Linked DNA regions of Homo sapiens: region 2 is linked to region 1. A link is a loop called in an ENCODE intact Hi-C map of the cell type or tissue named here. Cell type or tissue: stomach. All regions are shown on one strand. Each heading gives the region's core, and the rest is flanking DNA. Links, peaks and the distances in the headings are about the cores only.

The links. Peaks named below come from ENCODE experiments on the same cell type or tissue, not always from the same donor. Only the 100,000 strongest peaks of a DNase experiment are listed, where the experiment ranks them.
Region 2: it touches region 1 in a loop (2.4-fold over the local background); 75 of 110 quality-filtered maps call a loop at or near these places.

Annotation. Positions count from the first base shown.
Region 1 is chr11:128,822,787-128,825,689 of GRCh38, reverse strand. No RefSeq gene overlaps it. Among named protein-coding and RNA genes, the nearest start is that of KCNJ1, 43 kb to the left of the region's middle. In stomach, for the core only: no CTCF peak of the experiment used is centred there; a DNase peak (open chromatin) is centred at 1,259; H3K4me3 peaks cover 651 bases; H3K27ac peaks cover 805 bases; H3K27me3 peaks cover 2,500 bases.
Region 2 is chr11:128,643,670-128,646,572 of GRCh38, reverse strand. No RefSeq gene overlaps it. Among named protein-coding and RNA genes, the nearest start is that of FLI1, 49 kb to the left of the region's middle. In stomach, for the core only: no CTCF peak of the experiment used is centred there; no DNase peak of the experiment used is centred there.

The DNA.
Region 1 (2,903 bases), core at 169-2,668:
GGTTAGGAAGGAGTTTGTGATTTGTAGCCCAGCGGGGGAAGCCGGGTCCTGTGTATGACACAAGGTCCTGGTAGCTGTAGTTCTTTGTCCATCCCTCTCCCACTCCATCAGCCCAGCTGCTCAGCTCTCCGGTGATCCGCACTTGGCAGGAACGGTTTACTCCACATTCTTTGTTTCCCCCTCTCCCTTCTTTCTGACCCCAGCTTTTCCTGTCTGCCTTCTAGAGCCACCGGAATTAGGCCTTCCTGCTCCCTCCTTCTCAGCCTCTAGCCCTCCACACCGGGCCCTGGACAATCCACTCTGGCTGGGGGCGGGGGCACGGTGGCTCCCCAAAGCCTCTAGTCTCCACACTAACAGAGAAGGGGATCCCACTCTCTCCATAGATCCCCCACCCCGCCACTCCGCCATCCACCAGTGGCTCCAGAGAGGTGAGGGTGGGATCTCCAGGGGCAGGAGGAGACCTCTCAGAGGCTCCGGCTCCCGCGGGATGCCGCCCACGAGCACCCTCGAGGGGAAGGTCTGTGCTCCCCCTGGGCACAAAGCAGGGAGAAAAGAATGGAAGAAGGGGACTCCAGTGGGGGTCCAAGTTTCAGCTGCCTCCTACCCCCAGGTCTTACACCGAATTACCATCATCTTTTCAGGAAAACCAAATTGTTACTGCCGGGTCACGAGATCCCTGGACCGCGGAGGCACCCACTGCCAAGATGGATTCCTGTCGCCCCAGCCAGGCAGGCACACAGCCTGGCGTCCTCCCTCCAACCCCGCGGTGCCCCTGTTCTCCCCAGCCCTCGGCCCCCTGTGGCTCCCAGCACCCTCGGCCACCCCCACCCGAGCTGCCCCCTGCGTCCCCCAACATTCCCTCGCCCAAGGCTGCCCCCAACCCCCAAGCTGCTCCCCGCGCCCTCGGCCACCCCCACCCGGCTGCTCCCGAGCTGTCCCCTGTATCCCCCGGCCCCCAACGCCCTCGGCCACCCCCCACCCGGAGCTGCCCCCTGAGTTCCCCCCACCTCCCTGTGCCCAAGGCTGCCCCCCACCCGGAGCTGCTCCCGGAGTACCCCGCCCCGCGCGCTCTCGGCTGCCCCTCACCCTTGAGCTGCTACCCGCGTACCCCGCCCCCCGCGCCCTCGGCTGCCCCCCACCCCCAGGGCTGAGCCCGAGCCGGCTCCGGCTGTCTGCGCGCAGCGCTCCAAGGCAGCGGGGTGAATGGACGGCATCCAGCCTGGCCGGCAGCTTGAAAATAAAAATAAAACAGAGGGAAAAGAAATAAATAATAAGGAGCGCGCCAGAAAGCCAAAGAAAATACAATCCCAAGCTCCGAGCAGGCTTCAAGCCTGCAGCCGGCCCTGGGCCGCAAGCCTCCGGCGTCGGAGCCACCGGGCCCCTGCTCCCCGCCCGCGCGCGTCCCTGTCCTCGCCGGGGAAACACAATCCGAGCTCGCGTAGCTCCTGGGCCGAGGGGGCCAGAGAGGGCCGAGGACGCCCCCGCCCGCAACAGGGACCGGCTTGTTCTTTGTAATGGCAAATATTTATTTTGGTTCAAGTGGAACCCTTTCCACAAAGACCACTTGGTTGTAATCAATAACACCTATTTTCAGATAATCTGCCCTCTCTGGGCAGAGCCCACGGAACTCACCCAAACAGAGATCTTTTCAAAGGGAATTTTAAATGGGCTGGATTCACAGACGGCTGGAGGAGGGGCCTGGCGGGGGGTGGGAGGCGGCGGGCAGGGGGAGATGAACCTGGGTGGTCAGGCCGGAGCTGGGCCGAGGCGCTGCCAGGTGGACGTCTCCACCCTGGGTGGGGTGGGGGGGTCTTCCAGGAACCTTTCTCAAAATAAAACAAATCGAAAACCTTTCTTTGGTTGGCCAAATGTTGCTGCAGAGGTAGACTTCTAGAAACTCCCAAACCGCTTCCCTTTTCCTCCCAGAGAGCTTCTACGTTGTCATAGGCGGACTCCATTGCAGGATGAGGCATCCCAGACTGCCCTAGCCCTCCAGTCCCGGAGTTGCTGAGAGGCCGTGTCCCTTACTTGTAAAGTGGGGACCGAACGTGTCCTTGTCACAGGAGAGCTGTTCATTTGAGAATGTATCTGAGCACAGGCAGCGGGCGGGCGTCCTTCTAGGTGCTGGGATCACCAGGGAAGAAAACCAGAGCGGTGCCCTCGTGGAGCCTCCTTCCAGTGGAGAGAGACAGACATTAAGCCAGTGGGTACGATGGGCAGTGACGAATGTTACAGGAAAGAAAGGCCTTGGAAACTGTGAAGGGCTTTGTGCTTCAGCTCTGTGGTGGAGGCAGCTCTCTGCCGGGGTCGTCTGTCTCCCGTGGAGCAGGCAGAAAAGGCCAAGAGTCAGAAGGTGCTGCTAGTGCCAAACATCTCAGGGGTGGAGCCGGCAGGCCAGGTTCCAAGTCCACCTGCTAGTGTCCTTTCAGAACCTCGGAATCCTCAACTATGAACTGGGATGGGCAATACCCACCTCATTGGGCTGTTACGAGGGTTAAATGAAAATCGATAGTACTTGGTGTTAGTTCCTAAAGGCCGCCTTTCAGCCTAGGCCCAGTGGCGATGTAGCATCCTTCTCTAAGATGACATTGGCTGACTTTCCATAACATAAGATTTCTGGGTGAAGCATGGATACCTGTAAGTCCTGGACAGTGGGGCCACTCTGGGGAGATGCTGTCCTAGGTGGCCTCTCACTCGGTGCTGTCCTGATTTTGGCCATAGGGGTGGCCTAGGCTGGCCCATTAGGGTACCTCACTGGCAGTAACTCTCTAGGCAAACCAGATCTTCCCGCTCAAACATTTTAACTGGGAAATACGGAGAGATTGAGGCAAGATGATAGTGAGATGAACCACCAGTGGCAAGCTGTGAGAAGGGACCTTAGTCATGGGAACCCAGGAACACCT
Region 2 (2,903 bases), core at 280-2,779, 180 kb after region 1:
AGATTATTTCGTAGCAGAGTGGAGTGAAAACTGTGATAGAGACTCTACGCTTATAGAGGGAAGTGAGGAGTTGAGATTCATTTAGGTTATAATGACATGAGCTATTGTCTGCCTGAAATGTGAGGTATTTAAAGAAATAGCAGTCAGGGTGGGGTGGGGGACTTATTCATCTAGACAATTGTCTCGGTGTTCCTCTTTGTGGCAGCAGGAGCAACCACAGCCTCCAGAGTGCCCATTCCTGTTGGTCCGCCATGCTCTATGTTCTGAGAATCCTTTAGTGTTCCTTTTGTCTTAGCTCATGCCCAACCAAGGACCATCTCTGGGCTTACAGAGTGTTAATTTATCTTCTGAAACATATCTTCCTCTTTAGAGACTTCCTTGCAAGTTTCCTGTTTCCATGAGCACTGACAGATCCTGTAAAGACTTTCGGCTCATGGATTAAGCATGTGCGAGAGAGGAGACAAATTGCACTGAACACTCCCAAAGGATTTCTTTTCCCCCCTTTCTTTTCTTGCTTCCTTCCTTCTTTTTCCTTATCTCTCTGCTCCATTCCCCACTTGCCCCATATCCCCAGACTTCCTCTGTAGATTCCAAATAAAGATTTCGGAGACTTTAAGGGCCTGTATTAGGCAGCGACCCTCATGGGTCTACTTTAGCTTTGGATAAAGCAGTTATTTGGTGTGATTATACAAACAGTATAAAATCCATGGGTAATTAAAGAGGTCCAGAATCTCCCTTTCGCCCTGCAAAATATATCCCCTGGCAGAGGAATCCACATCTTATAACTCTCACTCATTAGGGTTAAGGCAATAAAAACTTTGCTGAAATTTCAAATGTTAAATGAGAGGGGATAAGTAATACTCAGCAGTACTACAGTGTGAATTAGCTTCTCTGCCATCCCCCTCACACCCTCTCCCTTCAAGAGTCATGAAGGCATGAGACCTAGGACCTGTAATTTTTATAGGATCTAAGGGATTTGAAGAAAAGAGGAATATTATCTGAGGGATGGAGGCGGATGGAGTACTGACAGTGGAGGTTTTCTTTTGACGTGAGCTTTGAACATCTGGAAATGGAACAAAAGACATCAGCAAAGAGGTGGTAGGTACAGAAAGGTGACCTTTATAATCTTATATAAAGAAAGTTGTGCATCAGAACTCCAGTTCTCTCCCTTCCTTTCCCTCCCTCCTTCCTTTTTTCTCTTTCTCTCTCTCCTCTCTCTCTCTCTCTCCATCCATTCGTCTATTTATTTAACAAGAAGGAGTGTGAGTGCCTATCACAGCCAAGCAATGCTATTTCTACATTCTGAGCATTCGCAGATGAACTTGTATGAATCTTGCCCAGAAAGAGCTCCATGCAGTGGGAAGGACTGAACAAACAGAATCACAATGTACAGTAAAAAGCGTCATGAGAGTTAGAGACACATCAAACCCTTCCTGGTGACAGTTTCACAGGACATTTGGGCAGAGTTTAAAGGGCGAATCAAGATTTTTCAGGTGAACATGGTGGGCCAGGTATTCCAGCCAAAGCTGGATGACAGCATGGTATAGGCCAGGAAGGGAAAGTAGCTCGCCTGCGTGTGCTAGAGAAATGGCATAAGGCCTCTGTGTGCAGCGCTTAGGGGTCCAGCCACTGCTCTAGGGCAGGGAGCCATTGAAGGGGTTAAAGCAGAAAGCCCAGGATGAAACTCAGAAAACATCTCCATTGTGTGGAAATCAGATCAAAAGTACTCATAGTTTTCTCCTAAATGCATGTCATAAAATTGAAGGATGAAGAAATGAAAAGGAGGATGTGAAAGCCAAGAGTACTGAGGAGGTAAGCAAGTCCTAAGGGAGTTCTGGACTTCCTTTTAAGTGGGCATTTTGAGAGAATGGGAAGCTTGTTGAGAATCCCCTCATTCCAGACTGTGACTGTGTCAACACAGAGATCAAACAAAGTGAAAATATGACAAATAGAAGAGACATATTCACCACAGTAATTAAAACCAAAATCCAGTAATTCAGGTTTTATTTCCTTGGTTTTTCCTGCTAGGCTTTTGACAATAATTAAATTAAGTGCGATCTGCAGAAGCCTCCCTTCTGCATGGACTGCTGGGACCCATCTTTGCCTCCTTGGGATTCATCCTTTGTAAGACAATGGGAAGAAAAGGAGGCTTACAGAATCTCCCTGTCCAGTGGTCAGTGCTAGGGGCCAAGAAGGGAACATGGGAGGGGGTGCAGGGACTAATCTGTGTCTCTTTTTATCACTTCCCTTAAAAAAATCAGACTTCTTACAAGAGAACCCCGGCTGGCCTTTCTTAAGCCCACATGAAGCATGTGGAAAATGGCCCACATGTGCCATTTTCCTGAGTTAGCAAGCTGGCCTGGCTTCTCTTGGGTCCTCCAGAGCAGCCCTGGCAAGGAGGGAATGGAAAAATCATCCAGAGAGAAGAGGAGGGGAAAAAGCAAACGGAATTCTGGTCAGTGGCTCCTGTTGCTTTTGGCGCCCCAGGAGTGAGATTCCCTGGCTGCCTGCGGCCTCTCAGATGGGCAGGAAGGCGGAGTGCTGGGACATTCAGTGGCCCTCTCAGCTTCTTAGTCCCTGCTAAGCTTTGTTATTTATTTGCTTTTACATTTCAGTGGCTTCTAATTCATGGAAACAGGTGGGGAGAGAGGGAAAGGAAAGCGCAGCAGCTTAGATGTGGCCTAGAGGACTCTGAGAATGACACACTTTCCCCTGTGGTTGAGTGGTGGAGGGATTGGACATTGCAGTCAGAGTGCCTGGCCACTGGGCGGTGCCTCCTGGTGTGGTCGGAGGTAAGCAGTCGCTTTTCTGTAGTCTAGGCCTATAGAGGAGGGCCAGTAGGCTGCCCCAGGGCCGATTTGCTAAACAGAAAACCCAGAAACGATGGACCCAAGATGTATTAC